Linked DNA regions of Homo sapiens: all the other regions are linked to region 1. A link is a loop called in an ENCODE intact Hi-C map of the cell type or tissue named here. Cell type or tissue: dorsolateral prefrontal cortex. All regions are shown on one strand.

Evidence for each region. Peaks named below come from ENCODE experiments on the same cell type or tissue, not always from the same donor. Only the 100,000 strongest peaks of a DNase experiment are listed, where the experiment ranks them.
Region 2: it touches region 1 in a loop (5-fold over the local background); 43 of 110 quality-filtered maps call a loop at or near these places.
Region 3: it touches region 1 in a loop (15-fold over the local background); 63 of 110 quality-filtered maps call a loop at or near these places.

The regions. Positions count from the first base shown.
Region 1 is chr2:161,581,847-161,589,846 of GRCh38, reverse strand. No RefSeq gene overlaps it. Among named protein-coding and RNA genes, the nearest start is that of SLC4A10, 39 kb to the left of the region's middle. In dorsolateral prefrontal cortex, CTCF peaks have their summits at 2,906 and 3,105; no DNase peak of the experiment used is centred here; H3K4me3 peaks cover 471 bases; H3K27ac peaks cover 792 bases.
Region 2 is chr2:162,293,768-162,301,767 of GRCh38, reverse strand. The region is part of intron 3 of IFIH1 (interferon induced with helicase C domain 1); the gene reads left to right. Among named protein-coding and RNA genes, the nearest start is that of IFIH1, 21 kb to the left of the region's middle. In dorsolateral prefrontal cortex, CTCF peaks have their summits at 373 (motif pointing right), 426 (motif pointing right), 3,444 and 3,643 (motif pointing right); DNase peaks (open chromatin) are centred at 407, 2,937 and 3,627; H3K4me3 peaks cover 389 bases; H3K27ac peaks cover 3,233 bases.
Region 3 is chr2:161,944,061-161,952,060 of GRCh38, reverse strand. SLC4A10 (solute carrier family 4 member 10) reads right to left here. Exons shown (of 27, transcript NM_001178015.2): 17 at 4,334-4,495; 18 at 2,800-2,913; 19 at 1,213-1,374. Among named protein-coding and RNA genes, the nearest start is that of DPP4, 130 kb to the left of the region's middle. In dorsolateral prefrontal cortex, a CTCF peak has its summit at 5,347 (motif pointing right); no DNase peak of the experiment used is centred here; H3K27ac peaks cover 1,715 bases.

The sequences.
Region 1 (8,000 bases):
TGGACTTGAATTACATTTCAGACCAAATGAAGCTAACAGACATATATGGAACATTTCATTTAACAGCAGCTAAATACATATCCTTCTCAAGTACACACAGAACATTCTCCAAAACAAATCCACATGTTAAGCCACAAAACAAATCTTAACAAATTCAAGAGGACTGAAATCATGTCAAGTACCTCTCTGGATGACAATGGCATGAAACTAGAAATCAACAATAGAAAAAATGTTAGAATTACACAAATATGTGAAAATTAAACATGTTCCTAAACAACCAATGGGCCATAGAAGAAATCAAAAAGGAAATCAAAAACTACCTTGAGACAAATGATAATGGAAACATAGCATACCAGAAATTACGGGATGCAGCAAAAAGCAATCCTAAGAGGGATATTTATAAGAACAAATGCCTATATCAAAAAAGAGGAACAATTTTAAATAAACAATCTAATGTTATGCCTCAAGGAACTAGAAAAAAAAACTAAATCCAAAGTTAGAAGAAGGAAACGAATAAAAAAGGTCAGGAATAAATGAAATAGGGATTCGAGAAACAACATAAAAGACTGAAGAAACTGAAAATCTGTTTTTTGAAAGCATAACCCAAATTGACAAACATTTAGGTAGACTAAGAAAGAAAGAGGGATAACTCAAATAAATAGGTAAGATCAGAAATGAAGGGGGGACATTACAATTGATACCACAGAAATACAAAGAATAATAAGAAACTACTTCAACAATTATATGCCAGCAATTTGGATAATCCAGAAGAAATTGATGGATTCCTAGTCACATACAACCTACCAAGATAGAATCCTGTAGAAACAGAAAATTTGAACAGACCAATAACAGATACAGAGATTGAGTCAGTAATTTTACAAAAATCTCCCAACAAAGAAAATCTCAGGACCCGATGGCTTCACTGGTTAATTTTATCAAACATTTAATAAAGAATTAGTGCCAATCCCTAGCTCAAACTCTTTCAAAAAACTGAAGCGAAGGGAACAAATCCAAACTCATTTTACAAAGCAAGAATTACCTTGATACCAAACCAGACAAGGACACTGTAAGAAGAGAAAATTACATACCAATATCCCTGATGAACACAGATGCAAACATCTTGAGTTACTGGAAAACAGAACTTAACAGCATATTAAAAGGCTCATACACCATTAGAATTTATCCCTGGGATGCAAGGATGATTCAACATACACAAATCAATAAATATGATATACCACATTAACAGAAAAGTATAAAAATCACATGGTAATCACAATAGATGCAGAAAAAGCATTTGACAAAACTCTGTACCCTTTATGATAAAAAACTTCTCAACAAATTATGTATAGAAGGAATATACCTCAACATAATACAAGCTACATATTACAGTCCCACAGCTAACATTCTACTCAGTGATGAAAAGTTGAAAGCTCTAAGATCAGGAACAAAATAAGGATGCCCCCTCTGTTGGAATGGCTGTCATCAAAATGGCAAAAGATAACATGTTGGCCAGAATGTGAAAAGGATCCCTTGTACACTGTTGGTAGGACGGTAAAATGATACAGCCATTATGAAAAAACAGTATGAAAGCTCCTCAAAAAAATTAAAAATAGGACTATAATATGTTCCAGCAATCCCACTTCTAGGTATATAGTCAAAGATAATAAAATCAGTATCTTGAAGAGATTTCTATATTCCAATGTTCATTGCAGCATTATTCACAATAGGCATGACATGGAATCAGTCTAAGTGTCCAACAGCAGATGCATGGATAAAGCAAATGTGGGGTTTGTGTGTATGTGTGTGTATGTATGTATATACTTCCTTTTCCATATATCACACGTACTATGGAATACCATTTAGCCTTAGAAAAAGAAGGAAATTCTGTCATTTGCAACAACATGGATGAACCTGGAGGACACCATGCTAAGAGAAATAAGCCAGTCACAGAAGTTAAATTCTACGTGATTCCAATTATCTGAGGTAGCTAAAAGAGTCAGATTCATAGAGGCAGAGAGTAGAATGGTGGTTGCCCCAGGGCTAGGAAGCTGGGGAAATGGGGAGATGGTGGTCAAACAACACAAAGCTTCAGTTACGCAAGATGAACAAGTTCTGGAGATCTAATGTCCAACATGGTGAGTATAAATAATAATGTATTGCGTACTTGGAATTTGCTATGAGAGATCTTAAATGTTTCTCCCCACAAAAAGATAACTATGTGGGGTGATGGATATGTTAAGCTTCATTGTAGTCATCATTTCACAATGTATACATACATCAAAATATCACGTCATACACCATACGTATATACATTTTTGTCAATTGTACCTCAATAAAGCTGGAAATAAATAATGGTAGCTTCGAGGTTATGAATGTGTTAATTAGCTTGATTGTACTAATCATTTCACAATGTATATGTATATCAAATCATTACATTTTATACCTTAAACATATATATTTTTATTTATCAATTATATATCTCAATAAATCTTGGGAAAGATTATTTTAATTTTTTAAAGTTCAGATAAGCAATAAAACATATGATTTTCTTTCCTCTCCAAAATAACCAAATTCTGATCTTTTTTTCTAACTCAAATTATACTGACATTTCCCAAATTAGGTCAAATGTAAAAATACATATTATAGGTATAAGTAAATAGTCTCAAAAGCGTTGAAAAAAATGTTTATTATGGGTATTGTCATCTATGGGTACGCAAGAGCTTAAGGTTCAACGTGCATATGGGTGCTTTCCATCTGAAAACCTTCTTCTAAGTATAGATTTTCCTTCCCTTCAAAGAAAAAGGGAAAATATTCAAGGATAGGTGCCAGTGAGGTTAATCATCTTTGGTCATTTTAAGAGCGGTTTACTCCTTGCTTTTAAATAACTTGCAAATAAAAGCAAGAGAGTTTGGTTAAACTTCCAGTTCCCAAAAATAACTGATTGTAAAACTATTTTTTCTGTCTTTCTTTAAGCTCAGAATACTTTCTTACTAATCCTTTTTTCACTTTTCCAAAGCCATTTACCCACCAATAGACCCCAAATCTTAGAATTTAAATTGACAATATGTTATCTGTGACCTAGGCTTTAGTGCCACTTAGTGTTCAAATGATAGAATTACAGCAAATCAAACCAAATCTAGCATCGTTTAGTCTACTGCAGCCTCAAAATATTTCCTCAGGATTTACAGACATTAATTTGAGGCCTCTGATTCCTACCTGCTTTACTCTGCCTGATATATATGAGAAAGACAGGAAACTCAGCATATACTAGATACCTGTCGGGAGCTAGCTCATACGAAAGCAAGGAATGAGTGCCAGAGATCTTTTTTTCGTTCTTTCTCAGCTTGAATCATCTACTACTGTGCCATGTCTCCAAATATAAATTGACTTACTGAAAGAAGAGGAGAGAGAGAGAGAGCATTTGTTTGGGGGAGGGGAGGTTTCACGAATTCAGGAACGAGACGTAACTAATAAGTCCCACGTTAACAGAAAATTAACATATCAATAGAAGTTTATCAACAAATACCACCAGTTATTGAGAACTAGGTTATGTAATCTTAATTCTGTTAAATAATATAAAGTAAAATAAGCAAGCTGGCATCTTCCATTTTGCACAACAAATTTCATGCCAATTTTGCAAAATTTTTATTCCGTAGAAAAGAAGAAAATTTTGAACACTGGTATATTTTATTAACAAGCAATGAATTTAAAAGCTAAACACTGGATACTCATAGGCATAAAGATGGCAACGATAGATACTGGGGACTACTAGAGTAGGGAGCGGGGGAGGGAGACAGCCAAAAAACTATTGGGTACTATGCTCACTACCCAAGGGATGAGATGATTTGTACCCCAACCTTAGCATAATACAATATACTTATGTAACAAACAGGCACATGTAACCCCTGACTCTAAAATAAATTAAAATTATTGTTTAAAAATTTTAAAAAATTGGAGTTTTTCTAATAAAAAACAGAATATAGGAAATATATTAGAAAGAGTAGAAATCGGCAAATATAAATGGGAAGAAGTTAAAGAAAAGAAATAATGATAAAACTATGGCCAAAAAAAGAGTCAAAAAAAATTCACATGGAAATAATAAATAAAACATCATTCAAGTTTACCCAGGAATAACATTATGACAACTATCCATTAGAAGACTAAAATAAAGATCCACCATGTGGAAAAGGATGGAAAGATCAAAATTTTTTCTCTTGTAAATCTGTGATTATACTTTTTTAAAATCTTACATGCAAAAAGAAGTAAATTAAAGAAACTTTCTGGTAACCTTTTCTTTTTTTTTTTTTTTTTTTTTTTTTGAGATGGAGTCTCCCTCTCTGTTGCCCAGGATGGAGCGCAATGGCGCGATTTCCACTCACTGCAGCCTCCGCCTCCCCAGGTTCAAGTGATACTCCTGCCTCAGCATCCTGAGTAGCTGGGATTACAGGTGCCCGCTACCATGCCCAGCTAATTTTTGTATTTTTAGTAGAGACGGGGTTTCACTATGTTGGTCAGGTTGGTCTCAAACTCCTGACCTCAGGTGACCCACCTGCCTCAGCCTCCCAAAGTGCTGGGATTACAGGCATGAGCCTCCATGCCTGGCTGGTAACTTTTATGTTTTTAAAAAAATAAAATTTCTTTATTGTAGAAACTTTGGAAAATTAAAAATAAGACCCACTCATATTCTAACTAGAGAAAATCAGTTAATATTTTCATAAAAACATTTTCAGTGTTTTATCAATACAATAACGTGCAATTTTTAAATGGAATCTTAATGAGTTAATGATCTGATTTATTCCCTTAACACATAAAATGCCATCAAAAACTCTTTATTTATTTATTTTTATTTTTATTTATTTATTTATTTTGAGACAGAGTCTCACTCTGTCTCCCAGGCTGGAGTGCAGTGGCACGATATCGGTTCACTGCAACCTCCTCCTCCAGGTTCAAGTGATTCTCCTACCTCAGCCTCCTGAGTAGCTGGGACTACAGGGACGCACCACCACGCCTGGCTAATTTTTGTATTTTTAGTAGAGACGGGGTTTCACCAGGCCAGGCTGGTGTTGAACTCCTGACCGCCGGTGATCCACCCGCCTCGGCCTCCCAAAGTGCTGGGATTACAGGCATGAGCCACCGCACCCGGCCCAAACAACTCTAAAATATCACTTTAAACAACTACTGGCATTCCATTTTATAGATGTATGCTAATTAATCAGTCTTCTATTGTTGAACATTTTGGTTGTCTACAGTTTCTAGCATTATAAACAAATATTGAGTTAACATCATCATAACTAAATCTCACATATACACAACTATTTTCTCAGGATTCATAACTAAAAATTAAATTACAATGTTAAAAACTATAACTGAGTTTTAAGGGATTTTGTGGGTAATTTTCCCAATGAAAGGATTTACCAATTGTCTGGTTTTTCCATATCTTGCCAAAAATGAACATAACCATTGTTTAAAACTTTTGTCAGTTTGATAGACAAAATGTTCTCTAGTTATTTTCATTTCCATTATTTGTTTTCCAGAGAGAAAATAAATATTATATGTTTACTAGCCATTGGGTGTCTTTGCAAATTGCCTGTTGATGTCTCTGGCCACCTGTAAAAATGGAGGGAAGTGTAGCTTAGTGGTTAAGAGTACAGACTCTGGGGTCAGACAACCCAGGTTTGAATCTTTCACTCATGACTAACTGTAAGACCCCTTTAAGCCTTAACTTCTTTATCTATCTATAAAATAAAGATAATAAGAGTACCTAGCTCTCCAGATGAAAAGATGATCTGGTATGTGCAATATGCTCTTATATTTTAAGAGCTCTTTATAAGGATTTTCACCCTTTGTTCACCATATGTGTTGCTCCCATTGTTCCGAGTTGTCAGTTGCCTTTCAATCTTGTTTATAGTGGATTTTGGCAGACAGTTTTAAATTTTTTGTAGTAAAATCTATCACTCTTTTCTTCAGGATATTTGCCTTTGGTATCATGCTTAGAAAGGCAACAGATTTAGAGGAGTAAAGATAGTACAACTTTTTCAGGAAAGCAAAATATATCTGGCATGTGTATTGTGAATAACATAAAAATCCAACATTCCTCTCCCTATGCACCTCTACTAAGCAGGCACCATTTTTAAATAACATCAGTCTGAAAAAGAAATACACAGAAATCACAATGTCAAGTAACTATACCCACAACTTCCAACGATCATGGCCTATTGAGTTCCCTAGTTGGCCTAGATCTTCATCTTTGCCTTAAATAAGAGGGATATAAATATACCTATAGACATACCATAGCAAATTAAATTAAGTTCCTCTTTTTTTAACCAATTTCCCAGATGATTGTGAAATATTCATAATGAAATTAATCATTCCATAAATCAAAGAAGTAGCCAGAATCAGTCACATCTGAGATCATCTGGTTTGTGAGTACAAATTTATTTACCCTACCCTCAGCAAATATAACAAAAAGACTTTCAAGGTTTAAGGAAAATAAATCACTAATAAATTAGCAAGTACTGATCATTTGAACCAAGATGATGTTTTCTCTTCAGCAAAGGACAGTGCACACAAGCTGAAATACCAAACTATGACCTGATTCTTATCCATGTCACACACAATAGCATTATTTATCAAGGCCTAGTTACAGAGACAGTATTTAATCAACTAATGTCTCTGAATTAAAACTATAAGCAGCTAAACATAATTGAAATATAATAATTTTTCAAATTTATATTAATACTAATTGAATTTTAATACCTAAAATATCTTAATAGTTAAAGAATTTTTCTGATAAGTTGAAGTTCAATCCAATATTATATTTTTATTCCTAATTCATATAGCAGTTCAAACCAAAAAGTTACCGCTGGCCATATAAAGGACATGTTTTTACTTATTACAAGAAATTGAATTCAAGCTTGCCACTTTGGAAACACTAACAGTAGCAATAGATTATGCTACATTTTAAGAAAACACACAAAGAATTATTCTTGAAATCTCGGTATTCCTATTGTGCAGATATTTGGAACAATTGTTTTCTTCTTTCATAGCTATAAAATTGTGGTTAAAAATCAGAATCATAGAAAAGGCTACTGGTTTTCTCAGGGTCACAAAAAAGTAAGTAATAGCATGTCAGTGATAAATTTTTCTTAGTCTGCTACTCTATCCACCACAGTATGTAATTTCTGCCTTAAACAACTTAAAATATGTAGAAAGTCATAAGAATTGCTAATACTACTTTTCAGCACTGTCATATTTTGTCCGCTGAGCCAAACATACCAGATGTCTTTAAATAAAAGATTTAGACAGCATAAAAATAAAGCGTTATTGTATATGGGCTTTTTAAAAATACACCAATACATTAGGGATATCGTAAGGTTTGAATAAATGCTATTCCAGAAGAGAGAAAGTTTACAGATACTAATACTGAAGGCAAGGAAAGATGATGACCATAGATGCAAATGAGAAGAAGAAAACAGTGAAAATTAACATAACACTCTGCATGATAAAAATTATTTTATTTATTTTAACATAATGAGCCAGAACCATATATTCCCATTGACATGGTTTGGATCTCATGTTGAAATGTAATCTCCAGTGTTGGAATGGGGCCTAGTGGGAGATGTTTGGATCGTGGGGGCGTATCCCTCATGAATTGTTTGGTGCCATCACCTTGGCCCTGAGAGAGTCCACATGAGATCTGTTTGTTGAAAAGCGTATGGCACCTCCCACTCTTTCTCTCTCTTGTCCTGCTCTGGTCATGTGACATACCTGCTCCCACTTCACCTTCTGCCATGAGTAAAAGCTCCCTGAGGCCCCCCTAGAAGCCAAGCAGATACGGATGCCATTCTTGTACGGCCTGCAGAACCAGAAGCCAATTAAATCTCTTTTCTTTATAAATTACCCAATCTCAGGTATTTATTTATAGCAATGTAAGAGTGGCCTAATACACCAGTTTCCTGGATAAAATATGAGTATTTCATTTCCTGAGATTAATATAGTCC
Region 2 (8,000 bases), 710 kb before region 1:
AGAGAGACACTAAGCCTGCTTTCATTTTCTATTAAAAGCATTTTAATTATAGCAAATAATTGACTTCTATATAGCAAATATTTTACTTCTAAAAGCGAACAGTTAAATTAGTTGTGCAGTCAGTCTTTGTCTGCTACTGCTGCTTTGTCAAAACAAGTGAATAGTTACTTCACATTAACCTTTTTTCATTATACTATTTTAGGAATTAATGCATTACAATAAAATCAAAGGAAATTAAGTGACATTTAAAACTAAGTCAACTTTATTGCATTTGGTATAAACTTTTATGCAGAATGGAGCAGAAAATCCCCCCAAACTTCTTTAATCATTGTGTTACAGCTGCCCTATTGTGAAAACTAGAAAATGCAAATGCCTCAGATTGGCCAGCAGAGGGCGCCTTTACATTTATAAAGCCAATGGAATTTCACTGTTTCAGCGTGAAAGATTATAATGTAACTGTAGAGTGTGCCATGTGTGAATATACAGTGCGCATGACTGTGATTGCATGTGTATATTTTGATTTATATATTCGTTCACGTGAAGATTTTAAAATTCCACCCCAGCTAATGAGCTTACCAACCTGCTTGTTTTCAGACTTTAATACCTTCTTTCTCATATTTCCCCATATGTTCCACTCCTTAGGTTTATCCGGTGACATTATGCTTTGGAATATATTGTGGATATATTTTGCATAGATCATGTTCTGTAGGAGGGGTTTAAAAATTGACCTTTACAAAACAGCCTTCTTCTCCCTGGTCCAATCTGTTATAGCACTTTTTTTGTTGTTGTTTTGTTTTGCCTTTTTATAGACTAAAGTCCAATCTTAGATTTGGTCTATACTAATTTCTGTAAAAGTGCCACAAAATTTATCCTTGCACTTGAGGACCAGAATAATGTTCTGTAGCACTAACCTCTAGAAATCTAGAGATTTTTAGAATCTCTAGAAATAAAACCATAGCATTTGAAACCTAAGTGGAAAAAAATAATTGATACAGTAGTTTACAATAAGACTGTTTCAGAATCATTCATGCTATATCAGGACTGGTTTGAAGTAAGAGCACTCCTTTACTTTTTAATTTTTCTAAACTTAGTTATCATTAATTATTGAGAACTAGCAGTACTACTGAGGCAATCCAAAAGACACATATTAATTTGAGCTGAGAGAAAGAGAGAGATGCTGATGCTGACACTGATATTGGTACTTGTTAAAGGATTATGTAAGTTTGTATTTTATTTGAAACCTAGCATGAGGTATCTGGGTCAGTTATATGGCTTACAGTTGCATAATAGTCCTAGGAGGATTACCATTCATACCTCAGGAATGGGGACATAAATATTATGACAGAAAGACAGAAAGAAATCTCCCCAGTGTGCAGTTAATACATGTTGGATTTATTTTCATGATATCTGTTTATGACTACAAACATAAAGCTGTTTTTTTAGCAGAGTTTTAACAAAAGCAGTGATTTTAATTTTGACTATCAGATCTTCCCTTCACAATTTTAGGATGTGAATGAGGTCAGAAGCCAGAGAAATAGGAAGAAGGAGGTGAGTTGGTCAGATAATACAGTATCATTGAGAGAACCAAGCACTGAGGAATTGCGTTCACTCTCAAAAAGTTTATACTCTAATGAAGGAAAACAAGTGACATGCCTCCACAAAGAAACTGTAATCTAGCCATGGTAAAAGAGATGCAAGATCTATATTACAGGATGAAGAGAGAAGATCTGTAAAAGAAGGAAGACTGACGAGAGAAAGCTTACCAGATGAGGAATATCAGATATTTCATCTGAGCCTTGAGAGCACTATGCTGGATTTGTAAATAGAAGTGGCAGGCAACATTTCAGGTTTCAGAGGCATCATGAGCAAAAGCACAAGCACAAGAGAGCTCAAAATGTGTTCAGAGGAACAGTCTGATGAGAGAGGAGCATTTGTGGAGGAGGGCGGTAGGATTTAAGACTTCTAAGATCAGTGAAAGTTAACGAGTTTCTCTAACAGTAATTTTTACAATGCTTTTTCTCACACACACACACTTTTAAAAGTACACCATTTATCATTTGGATAATTATACAATGCCAGCACAATGCATGTGTGTACAAGCATCATCTCAGATGATGATTGTAGGAAAGTCCTTAGGTAGAGGAATATATCTAGCAGAGCGCTGGAACTGGATCTTACTGGCTTGTAAGACCCCAGTGTGCACATCTCTTTCCAGCTCCACACAGGACATCATGCTGGAAATTGGCCACGGTGTGAATATTTACACCATGGAAATTGACAAACCTTTTAAAAATCCTGTCTCCCCCCACCAAAGGGCCAGTTGTTGAACATTTACCTGGGCACCCTTAGTGTATTCGTATCTCCCTCCATTCTTTCATGTCTGCTTAAGTTTGCTTAACTCCTACAGCCTTTCCTGAAAAGTGCTTACCAGCCAAAGAGGTTTCTAATTCACATTCTACCTTGCCGTCTCCAAACCTTGTTATTGCCAAGATTTACTTCCCATGTGGTTACCTGGCTTCTCACTATTAACTGACTCTACTCTAGGACTTTTTGCCTCCATTACTGACTGGCAGTGAATGAATGGGTCATTCTGGTGTGTGTTGTTATCCTTGCAACCTGTGCTTTAATAACTACCTCTCTTTATTAGAACCTAAGTGCAAAGGCTAAAGGGCATAGATGATACAATCTAAGCCAACCTCATTACACACAATTCAAATTTAATTCTGTTAGAAACATTTCAGCAGTAGAAATTCTATAAACAGGAGCAGAGGAGCTCCATGGATAGCCATGTGGGCCTGTGGCTCTAGGAGAGTGATTTTTCTCGTTGGGGAACTCATTTCCTAGAAGCTTGGATCCAGGAGAGAATATGCAAGGTGGGTGGAGGTGGCTTCTCTCCATTCTGTGGGAACACATGTTCCCTGGCACGGAGAGGAAAATCTGACAGACCAAAATGTGAGTGTGTGTGTGTGTGTGTGTGCGCGCGCGCGTGCGTGTGTGTGTAGATCCATATACATAGAGCTGAAAATAAAAGTGATCTATTTCCTCTCAAAAAAGATTAAGTTATTTCAAAAGGAAAGGAAATATATATTATTAGCAGTATGAGTGTAAGCCCACTTGAGAAGCCCATGCAGTCTTTGTGTGTGTGCCCAAACGTGCACACATGTTTCAAGCTTTCGGGGTAGCTTGGACCTTCCAGGCGTGAGGATTATGAAACTGGAGGGAAGGTGGGGATAGCTGCAAAGGTGAAGCTAAAATGCATCACAAGGTCAGAACTAGAATAAACATGAAATTACCATGAAAAGTGAAATTGGACTAAAGACCTTGTCACCACTGACTCGCAGGAGAACAGGAGCAGTTGGTGCTGTTCTTTCTCAATATGCACAGAGGCCCTTTCCCCTCGCGTTTCCTGCTGTAATGCAAAACCACTTTTCGGGAAAAATAGTGTGTGGCAGACTGAAGCCAGGGGAAAGAAACGAAAGATATTCTGTGGGGTGATAAATGCCTCTAGGCCAAAAATAGAAGAGGTACTACCTGGTAGGAATAGAAGCAAGAATCAATTTGAATTTTACCTAATGGAGCTTAGCTCTTTGAATAAAGAATGCCTACTTGTCCACTACTTGCCATGTTAGCTTTTTCCAGCAGAGGGCAGACTTTACATTGAAATAGATCTAAAAAGGCCTTCAACCTCTTGCTTTATTTATTTATTTTTTTTGGTTTGAATATTTTAAAGTTCAATATTTTTGGTTTCTAAATGATTTAAAAATATTTTAAAGTATTTAAGGTCTAGAGTATGTTAAATAAGAAATTTCTTGGATTTCAGTTAATATTTCTGCCTTATTAGCAAAATACTCAAGATGTGATTGCAAAATAAGGCTTTTTTTTTCCATGGCTTTTGGGCTGGTCTTAGGCACTTGCTGTCATTGTAGGCAAGGCTGTTCTTTTTTGTGTTGTTTACAAAATTATGAAAGAAAATCCTATCTCTTAACTGGATGGTTATAATTTTCATTCATTCCAATAGCTTTTGATATAAATAACTGCTTTTCTTTAACAGTTCAATTACTACCATCTTCTAATCTGTTTCATAGTTAGCTTTGATATTTTCCCTAGAGGAAATGACACCTATATAAAACTTAACTAAACTTATTATACAATATAACTTCAATATTCAAAGCCCTTTTAATGAGAATTTAAAATTTGTTTCTCTTCGAGTTTCATTTTCTTGGTCTAACCGAATCATTCTCACAATAAGTGAGAAAATAGAGACTACTATCTCTCTCTATATATTTTTTAAAACAGAAGGTTAATTTGCTTGTAAGTCGTGGCTACGTTCGATCTGGAGACTTATCTGTTGGACTCCAAAGCACAAATTTTTTTCATAGCAAGGCCTGCCTCCAATTAACTCCATGCGATCTACTTATAAAATCATAAACGCAGGACTTTATTCATTAGGACTTAAATCCAGACTGACATAGTTTGAAAAATACAAAGAACAAAACAAGATAAACCTAAATAAATCAATTTCAGAAATTCTTGGCATTTAAACTCAATAGGTCGGTTTAATTTTGGCTTCACGCAAACACTTTCTTGATCTCACTTTTTTGGGAGTGTGTGTGTGTTTGTGTGTAATACGGTTTTTAAAGTGAATGCAGGAGGAAGATCTCTGGGGAAGGCATTCTCCCTATTATAAGAAATACAATATATTTTCTTTTATTATTAAATTTTACTTATATTTCTATGAAAGCAAAAACGTATATCAAAATGCATAAGAATTTGCTGCCTAGGAAACAAAATTATTTTTATGTGGAGAAACTGAAGATTTATATACCCTTAAAATGACAAAGAAATCGAGCTCCATATATTCACTTTCATTTTCATAATAATCTCTACAGGATTACTGCAATTAATTTTATGTAACGAGAACAGAGGTGTTCTTTTTATTTGAGTGCAGAAAAAAGTTTAAAAAGAGGTGTGGACACTTAAATGTAAAGTTAGTGAAAATCTATCAATGAAACCAGAAATGTTAGCAAAGCAAAATCATCTCTCTAAGTTCTTTTCTTGGAAAGATAAGCTCTGTTTCAAGATGGATAGAAATGTGACAATACAATGAAAATGTCTCTTGCTGTTGAAAAACACCACCACCACAGCTCTTAATTCAGTTAACACTGTGTTTACAAAACTTCACCCAAATCATCAGCCATGCTTAGTGTTAGCGGAAAAAGCACTGGAACACTGGACTTGGATTCAGAAATGAGGATTCTGCCCCACTGTAGCTGTGTGATCTGGATATATCAGTTAACCTCTCAGCGCCTTGGTTTCTCACCTATGAAACAGGAGATAATATGTATCTACCACACAGAATGTTGAGAGATTAAAATGAAATTTACATTACATCTGTGAAAACTCTGAGTTCAGTGTCTTCCTGACACATTGGTGATTGGTTTGTTAGATCAAAATAATCCAGATAATAGACTTTATTAATAATACCCTATTTTGGGTAGCAACTTTTAAAACAATTCATCAATTATTCGTGCACATTGCATAAATAGCTCCCTCCCAAAACTTACGGATGTTAGAACAAAGCTTGGGAGAAATCTTGACTCTACATGTAGATGAAGTAGGTTTAAGATTAAAGTTTAACTGCTAGTGATTAGAAAATGAAGTGGAAATCAAATATAATTTTCATTTTTATTATACTTGGAAAATTTAATGATACAGTCTTAGATTTTAGATATTTGTTAGTATTTTTTCAGTAATTTTGGTATTCTCTTCAGTTCTCAATATTACATTTAAAACAGCAAATGAAAAGCATGTCAAAATTCACTTTTTTGCCTCAAAAATCTTAGCCTATATTTCTAGATCTAGAATTACTCTTGCAATGACATTTTCCCCATCTCATTTTACACCTTGCCTTTTCCTTACAAATCATATTCTCTTTTCATCAGTACATCTGCCCAAAACGCTCTTCTACTTGACAGTTCTATCCCACATTCGCCTCTGAGCTTCTAACAAGACATACCTCTGGGAATTGCGAGGTGCCATATTTTAAATCTCTCAGTGAGATATACAGGTTTTCCCGTGTGATCATAAGGGATTCCTCAAATCTGAGTTTTAGAACTAATCTGCGACAACTGATAAGCACAGTATTTTCACATTAGTATATTTATGTTGTGCTAATATACTTAAACAGTATGTATGTCCATTGAGAATTTTTCTACAAATTTCTTATCAGCTTACTTTTAATTTTTAAGAAAGATACCTTACATATTTGATTGGCATTGGCTGTAATTCTGTTATAGCTCTTAAACTAAATAGGCTCATCCAAATTGGATGGGAGATGTAAATGTCACAGATTCTCAGTGGAATACTAGTCAGCAATAAAAAGGAACAAATTAGTAATACACACAACAACGTAGATGAATCACAATTACTATAAACTAAGTTTTAAAAGACAGACATAAAGGCTACATATTGCATGAATCCATTCATATGACATCCTGGAAAAGGAAAAACTATTGGAACAGAAACCAGATCAGTGGTTGCCACTGGTTGTCTGATGTGGAACAGAAACCAGATTAGATAACCAGAGGGATTTACTACAAAGAGGCTTGAGGAGACTTTTGGGGTGCTGGAAATACCTTAACTGTGATGGTAGTTGCGTAACTGTATACATATGTCAACCTCTTCAAAGTTGCAAAACTGTATACATTTGTCAAACTTCTCAAACTATAAACATAAAAAGTAATCTTTTTAGTAAGTAAATTATATCTTAATATAGCTGACTTGAAAAAATTAACTACTTAAGGAAAAAGGAAATATTTGCAGTTTTGAGTTGTATATCATCTCTTTTCAGAGAAGTTTTATTAAAACATACTATGTGTCTATTTTTTCATCCATTTTTATTTCCAGCCATAAATATGACACTCAGACTAGTTTTAAATAGCTAAGAGCTACCTCATTGGTGTGTTAAGAGGCTTTAGGATGAAATATTATCTAAGTATAAATATTATAAAATATTTTTAATTAAAAGAAGAACATTATCTAATGGAACTCCTATCCTAAGAATATATCATTTCTTGATTTTTATTTCATTTTCTAATTGCCAGCAATTAAAGTCCTGTGCCAAGAGCTTGTTGTACCTAATATTACTTAAAGATTATCAAGGGCTGTGAAGTAAGTGGGATTAGCCTCACTTTAAAACAAGGGGAACTTGTTAGGTTCAGAGCAAAGTGAATAGCAAATTTTGCAAGTCCTTCTGATTCCAAAGCCAATATTAGTAACCACCATTGCTTTATTTTTACCAGTTTAACGATAGTTCTGGTGCTTGAGGATGAGGTTGTGTAAGTGTTTGGAAATAAACTGTAAGAAAAGAATTCTTCTCTGAGGGAAAGAAGGTTTTCAAAAAGAATTGATCCTGAGTTCTGAAAACAGAATGTCAGGATTCATAAATGAAGGATGTGCACTGCTATTCATCCATATTAACCATAACTCTTTGATAGAGGCTTAATCTAATTATAGTAAAGAAAAACAGTTATTTCCAACCTCACATGAGCTTCTAGTACAACTGTGATGCCAGGCTTTAGTGATATTCTTTTTGAACAAATTCTCTTTGAGATTTTACATCTATGTTTATCACCAAACTATCATTTTCATAACTGATCAGTAGATCCAGGTACTTTATTAATTTTTGTACTTTATTAATTCCCTATCATTTTAAATGAAAAGACCTCAAAGGTTTCTATGTATTATTTTTTGTTTAAAAGACATATCAAACCTAAATAGTGTTTTCTTGGGCAACATTTACATGTAGAAGGGCAATAAAAGTTATAAACCCTTAGGAATTTGCTTTAGCTCTCATACTGGATGTGTAGTACTTTAAGTAGGTAATATGTATTTGAATCACTACCCAGCAGCTGCTCATCCATAGTGGATTTTTCTTAATGTAGCCTGCCAGAAGCGCTTACCTTTTATTCATAATTGTCTGGGTGTGCCTTCCCCACTTG
Region 3 (8,000 bases), 360 kb before region 1:
GGTAAATAATAATTATATGGCTTACTTTCTTCCTAAAACAGGTTTTTTAGTTGATTTTTTAAAATGTATCATTTAATAAAATACATAAAGTTGTGAGAATTCTTAACTTACGTTCTACAAAGAGAATGAAAAATGTCCTTTGCTTTAAGATAGACACACATTCTCTCCACCATATACTCAAAATTCCTTCTTCATAAGATTTATTGCAAATAAGTGTGCTTTCTTACATTTATGTAATTATTATTATTAAAAGTAATGGCAAAAACTGCAATTACTTTTGCATTGACCCAATATATTGCATCAGAGTTTAATCAGAGATATTTTTCATCTTTCTAACATTCCTATAAAAAAATTCTATAAAGCATGATTTCTGTTGCTCTGACAATGATTTTTTCTCCTAGAGTTTAAAGGGTATGTGAAAATAGCTGGCAACTACCCCACGATACCAAAACAAAAACAAGATTGTGCATGTTATGTTTTTACAAGGTTTGATGCAGATTATTTTTAACCATTTAATGATTTCATCGATTTTATTTAACATATTCCTGTAAGTAAGTGACAGTGCTTACATTACATATCTCAGGCAAATTGCATACCAGTGAACAATTTCGATTATTCACAATTGCAAAATGGCAAGGTCAGAATGTAACTAAGACACATCTATAGTTATTCTTTTTATAAAAGAGACAGTGAAATCTGCAATAAAACTCAAAGATGTCACTTCTAAACTGTGACGTTTATGTCTGGATTTTGTTGTTACAGGCAGACAGAAAAATAATTAAAGAAAATGAGAAATAGTTGAAGTTGTAATTTATTCTGATAATGAATTCAATGTAATAGATACATTTAGGGTTAAATAGAGGAATAGAGGAATCTCAGATGTAAGACAAGTTGGTATGGTTGTACTTCACCAGAACAGATTGTTATTTCATTAAAATATGTTAAGTATGGAAAAGTTAAAACTTTGACAGTTTTTTATTTTATGCCTTGGAGGTGAGTTCTCAGACGTGAGCTCAGCCAAGTGCTACAAATAAGTAAATTCTCATCTCATTGTAAGACCAAGTATCTTGTAAGACAATAAAAATTATACATCTAAAAACATTATTTTATATATTTCACTGTGCAAATGAATACAGAATATAGAAGTCAAATGAACATCAGTTGATATCAGTTGTCATAATTATTTACATTAAAATGGATGTTAAAATATACCTTTAGCTTATGCTCTTTCCTGTTGATGATGACAGCTGTAATCTGTTGGTCCATAAAAATTAGAATAGTACAAAGCAGAGCTGGAATTATAGCAGCTATTACTGTCCACCATGGGTTTGGACCTAAAGGCGTAACAAACCAGCCACGATCATCTCTAGTGGGCTGTATAAAGTAAAGAATGTGCATAGTTATGAACTGGATTAATGAATACTTGATCAAATTAGGTCTTACAGATGCTACTAGGAAAGCCCTAATTATAAACAGAGGAGCTGAGTGGCCTATAATAAATAATAATAATACTCATAAATCACTTAAAACCATTTTAAGTGCTTTAAATATTTTAACTCATTTTTTTTTTCTTCACAACACTCTAAAGATGACACAGATAAGAAAATTGAGGCACAGAGAGATCCAGTAACTTGCCCAAGATCCCAAAGCTAGTACGTGGTAGAGATGGGATTTAAACTCTGACAGACTTGTTGAAAAATCTGTGTTATTAATCAATACCTGTATTAAATAAAATGATATTAATATTTACTATTTACTATTGGAAAATGTATTGAAATTTACAAATAGCATATTGACACATTGACCACTGTGCTAGAACTGAGATACAAAGATAAATCAGAGGCTTCTTTCAGTTTAGAATCAGAGACAGACATCTAAACAAAATACATCATTATGGTATTGTAACTGTTATTTTTGATGTGCAGAGGCTATTGAGTGAAAATGATAAAAAAGATACTTGGTCACAGCAGAGGCTCAGGGAAGGATTCCAAACATGGCTGCTGTCTGAGATGATTCTCAAAATTTCATCCTGACAAGAGCCCTATATAGAAGTCCCCAGCCCTGTTTGACAGAGAAAACAAAGGGGTGCCCCTAATTTGAAAAGCTGAAATCTGAAATGATCCAAAATCTGAAACTTTTGAGCGCTCACATGATGCCACAAGCGGAAAATTCACACCTCACATCATGTGATAGGTCACATATATTATTAAGAATAGTGTATAAAATTACCTTCAGGTTATATGTATAAGGTATATATGAAACATAAATTTTGTATTTAGACTTGGGCCCCACCCCAAACATATCTCATTATGTGTTTGCAAATATTTCAAAATTTGAAAAAAAAATGAACTCTGAAACACTTCCGATCCCAAGCACTTTGGATAAGGAATATTCAAACTGTACCCCATTAGTAACACGGTCAGAATTCTATTCCCAATCTATTTTTATCTGTTTTCCAAGCCTTATTCACTGTACAATTCTGCCAAGATAATCCTTTTCTCTTAGTTTCAAATGCTTCCTTATCTTTTAAGAATGTTATATATAGGTATTTCAACTGGCAGAATTGACAGGAAATTTTTTTCAAGCAAGTTTTATATTTATAATTATTTATATTTTGTAATTCTTATATTTTTAAATATTAGACCTAAATTTTAGCCATGCTGTGTGCATTTCATTTACTGGTCTTCTAATCTAAATTCTTCATATTTTCATGAAAATCCTAAGTACTAGAGTTATAGGTATCATCTAAATGAAGATTAGACCGAGAGAGATGGGAAGAGGGAGAGAGATAGTAAGTACCTTGAAAACACTTGGTACTTGTAGTTTTGGAGATGGGATCCCAATGGCATAGTCAATTAAAACCATACACAGAATTGTAAGAAAGACAGCAAAGTCACTCACTATGGATCGAACCTAAAAATAATGAAAACACTTGTCACTTAAAGTAGCTATAAATATCAAGGAATACTCAGGAACATAATCTAGAGTCACACTTTATAAACACTTTATGACATAATATCATAATATTATATTTTATGCATACTATAAGATTACCATTAGCTCTGTCAGAACCTGAATATATATTTATGTATCACTGTCGTTAAGATTGGTACACACTCAACCTTTCCAGAATGAGGCATTATGGAATAGCTACATCGTGGTTGTGCTGTTTTCAATGTTTATTTAAAATCTAACTTTATGATGAACCCATGCATGTGAATATTCAGAATGCAGAATAAGGTAGCATGGGCAGAATTTGGCTGGATTTTAGGGATCTCTTTCACACAGGTAACACTTTAATATGATAAACTTGAAGCATCATAAAATAAAATTATCTGTTCTTATCAAAGAAACATAATGTTTTAGTTTATCTAGAATATAAGCATGACAGTTGGGAATGTACACAACAGAGTGGGCAAATTTAAAATTTATTCTATGTGAGCCAATTTTTAAAGCCATTTCTCATTTATAAAGCCAATTCTGAGCAAATATTCACATATAATTATTATCCAGATCTAGTTTATTTTAAGATGCCTTTATGACATACACACAAGCATACACAAAATGCTTAAGATTATTGTTTCAGCTTAGAAAAATGTTTTTGTATTAATCAGACTAAGATTTTTGGGGAAATAAATGAATCTTCCACCTTAGAGAAGAAAGTGGTGACAAAAAAGAAGCCCCCTTCGGAAGGAACAGTTCTTGAAATATTTTTCCAGAGTGGAATTTTGATCATAATCTATAGCTCATCCCTCAGAAGCTTGTTTCCTTGTTTCTTTTCCTTTTTTTAAATTTTTTTTGGCGGAATCAGACATTATAGGTGTTACTTTGCAGTGTTAAATATTGAACTAAGCTGTTTCTCTGTTTACTTTCCTTTCCAAATATGCAGATGCAAACGTGGTGGGTTAGGGGGAGGGACTGACGGTTTAAACATTGAAAAAGAGAATATTGTTCCAATGAGTCTTGCCGGGGCTTCCCCAATTAGAGAATGTAACATAGGCTCCTCTGAGGTATCTGTCAGGCTGGAATAGTTCCCACTGTTCACTGGGCAAAAAAGTGACAATCAGTAATGCAGTGTGTGCTGTGAATTTCCAAAAACGTCAGTAGGAAAGTAGGAGTTGATCCGTGGGGTTTGCAGTTAGGAGAAAAGCCTGCATATGCACTCCCAGCACCTGCATCACAAATTCTTTCTCTTCAGCCCCTCATCTCACTCCACAACTAACCTGGCAGCTCACTCACACAAAAGCCTTTCAGTGGCTCCTTTTATTACATCAATTACTCTTTCTTTTGTCCTATGTTATTTTACATTTAGATCAAGAAATAGTCTAAGTACCTTGGTTGGAAAATATCTGCTAGTCTTGAACTGCTTCAGGGTGGCTGACAGAGTAACTGTGGAAAAGAACAGGATCACAGACCAAAATAGAACATCTGGAACATATGGGTGATCATGGCCACAGGCCCGTCCAACATACTCTCCATGCAATGATTTGCATTCCTGCCAGAGGAAGTAAAACAAATGGAGCTACTAAGAAAAAACCGGACACATTTCTTGCAGAAAACTAACACCTTCTGATCAATTGTAGTTCAGATGCTGAGGCTTTTCCTTTATGGCTCTCACAATGATTTAGCAGGCATTACATTACGAGTTTCAAGTTCAACTTGGATGGGTGGTGAGAAATATGCAAAGGTTTATGAAAAATTTGAACATGAACTGCTTTTTAAATTTAAATGTATAAAACGATTGATTTACCAATTAATTAGTATGTATTAAATCTAATATCTACTAAGTTCCTAACACGAGATATATTGAAAATATGACATATGTAATAGTGATTGGTTACTAAGGTCAGACACTATGCCCAGCTATTTAAATACATCATTTAAATTACTTTTCACACCAATACCATAAAATATGTTCATGCTATTATTAATATTCCATGTCTGAGGAAACTGAAGCATAAAGGGGTTAAATAATTTGTTGTGGCCTCACCACTGGTGGGTGGCCGCAGAGCTGTGATACAAACACGATTTCTGCAGTGAGATTATTATTGCTTATTGACTAAGAACAATGACTTTGTAGAATTATCTAGTCCAAAAGCTGCCAAGAAAGATGAGAAAGGCAACAAGAAAACTATGACATACAATGACTGAAATGAACTTGTAAGTCAAAGATGGGACTATCGAACTTGGACTAAAGAACAAATGAAATAAAATTACTACATGAGCAAGGCAAAGCTCATATTTACTATGACTTCTCCATGGATTATTTTTTCTTCTGCAACTGTAGTTCTGTAAGAGCCTGAAGAACTATTTCTAATTACTGCCTTAGCCATGAGGTGGCAGCAAAGTCAAAAAAATTTTTTTCCTCCAGGAAAAACTGAGCATTTCAAACAAATATTTTGAATGAAAAAAAGTTATTTTAAACTTACTTTGGTTTATCTTATTTAAAAATTAGATTACTAAAGTATTTTTACATTTCAAAACAGGAAATAATGGTTTAAATGATCCAGTGATCTCATTAGTCCTTGAGATATTCTTGCCCTGAACATAAATTGAATTGCAGAGAGATCTTGGAGACAAATATGAACTGATAGATTGATCACAAACACAGAGTCTGCCCAACTTTAGGCCTGAAATCTTTGTAGAGCAAAAAGTAAATACACTCCAAAGATTGTAGAATAAATTACAAATAGCTACACTGTCATCTGAAAACAAACAACTAGTAAAATCTACTTGGAGTTGCTAGCTACCCTAAGCCTGAGAGTCTTGAGAAATATAGTTAATACACCTTATTATTGTCTTAAAGAATCTGTCTCCTTTTCTAATTTAACTGCAAACATCTTCCTTGATAGGCAAAGTTAAATTCCAATTATTCATGTTAAGCTAATACAGAGCACAGCAACTTGGCTAATTGAAAAACCACAGAAAAATCCCCCAGGCCTTAATTAAAGTTTTAATTTTCCTTCTTTCAAAATGCTTTAAAAATAGATAAGGTGGCAAAAATGAATCCTTGTGTTTTTCATCCTCTTCTGCACCTGTCCAGAAATGCTAGCAGAGCAATTATTAAGCAATATAATGGGTAGCAAAATTGCTACATAGAAAAAGGAGCTAAAAGTTCCATGATAAACACATTATCTATAAATTTGTGAGCATCTTTTGTCATTTCTGCAGGTATAAAAGTCATTTGGCGGGATCTTGTTCTCAATTCTTAAGAACATAGATGACATTTAAAGGGTTCCTTAGCTGTCTTACACTCTATAATTTGCCAATGGTCTGCCTAATTACATTAATTCAAAGCATATTTGAAAATGTTATTTATTTTCTCTTTGGGAGGAAACAAAATGCTAATTTTAAAAGAGAAAAATTGTGACCTGCTAAATTCAACAATTATTTTCAGATTTATACTAATTGTATCCCCAATACACACACAGAGGCACTCACACATGCACACATACATACATGCACACATACACACAGAGTAAGTCCTGAAATTTAGAAATGAAAACCAAATCCAAATCCTGCTCTCGTTTTTTGAGTCTAACATATGGTTTCAGTTACAATGGGTACTCAAAAAATGCTTGTTGACAAACTGATTTCTACTAATTACTCTTCAAACACATTCTAAGTTTCAGCAATTCTATAAGTTGGCAAAAATTAAGTTAGAATAAGAAATTAAAGTTGGCATTAGTGTCCTGCCCCTTATATATGTACAAGCTAAATATGTAATTCAGGCACTGAAACACCAAATGCTGGTTAACTGCTTATGAATATTTTAAATCTTGCCTAAGGATTTCTTATAAAGGCTGATTTTTGAGATACTGACAAATATATATATATATATATATATATATATATATATATATATATATATATATATACACACAAACTTAAGTACTCCAGTTTGCCATAAATATTTGCATTAAATAGTAAGATGAAACTGTTTCAAACAGACATTAAGTACTTCTATCAAATGTTTGACACTTACTATGCATAGAGCAGTTTGGGAGAATCAGAGAAAACTAAAGTTCTTTGCCCTTGCTGAGTTGGCAAGGTATAAATTATAATTCATGAGATATGTAACAAACAACTCAATAAAACATTACAGGACCTGCCAAACAAATAATATGTAAATTAAATGTTATGTCACTATTTTAACAAAATTAGTTGTGATAGCCACTAGTTCAGTGCTTTATTAATAAAATATTTTTGATGACATTATGAATATATTGAGGAAAAAATTCAGCATAACAATTAGACAAAAATTTTAATGGTCTTTTTTTGACTTAAAAATTACAAGATTGTTTTCATTATATAGTATTCCCTCTGGTGATAAAGACTGTTTCTGGTCAAGTTTAGCAATTATCCATTGCAAAAACTGCTTTTAACTAATGAAAAATAATATGAAACTTTCTGCTCAAATGTTAACACCTAGTACAAAACTTTTTAAAATGACAAAAAAAAAGAGAAAAAAACCAACAACCCCACAATGCTGTATTTGCTTTAATTGCAAAATATTTTTCACTATTCTACTTGACCTCAAAACTCAGGGTATCTAACTCACAGCTAGCCTGATAACTGTGCTGTATGTCTGCTTCTTAGAACTCTCAAAATTCAAGATTTGCTAATACATAGAAGGAATATTATTATTTAGTATTAAATTATTCACATAATACAAAACACATATAGAGTAAATTATCATGTTATATAACTTAGAGATGGGATCATTTGGGTTTTCATATTGAAGAAGACATCAAGAGGCTCTGTAAACATAATATAGTTTACCAAAGAAAGTGTAGACAGAAGACCCACTAATGATTTCATTAATCATGACCCCATGTCTAAATTCTGAATAACTATAGTGTTTTTTCTTGATCAGCTCATCAATTCTTTTATTGTTCAGTTTAAATGGCTCTTTGAGTGGAAGCAGACTGGCAATGTTATTTTTCTAGGGAAAAATAGGTGGAACAGAATAAATGTTAACAATAACAAAAGAAAACAAT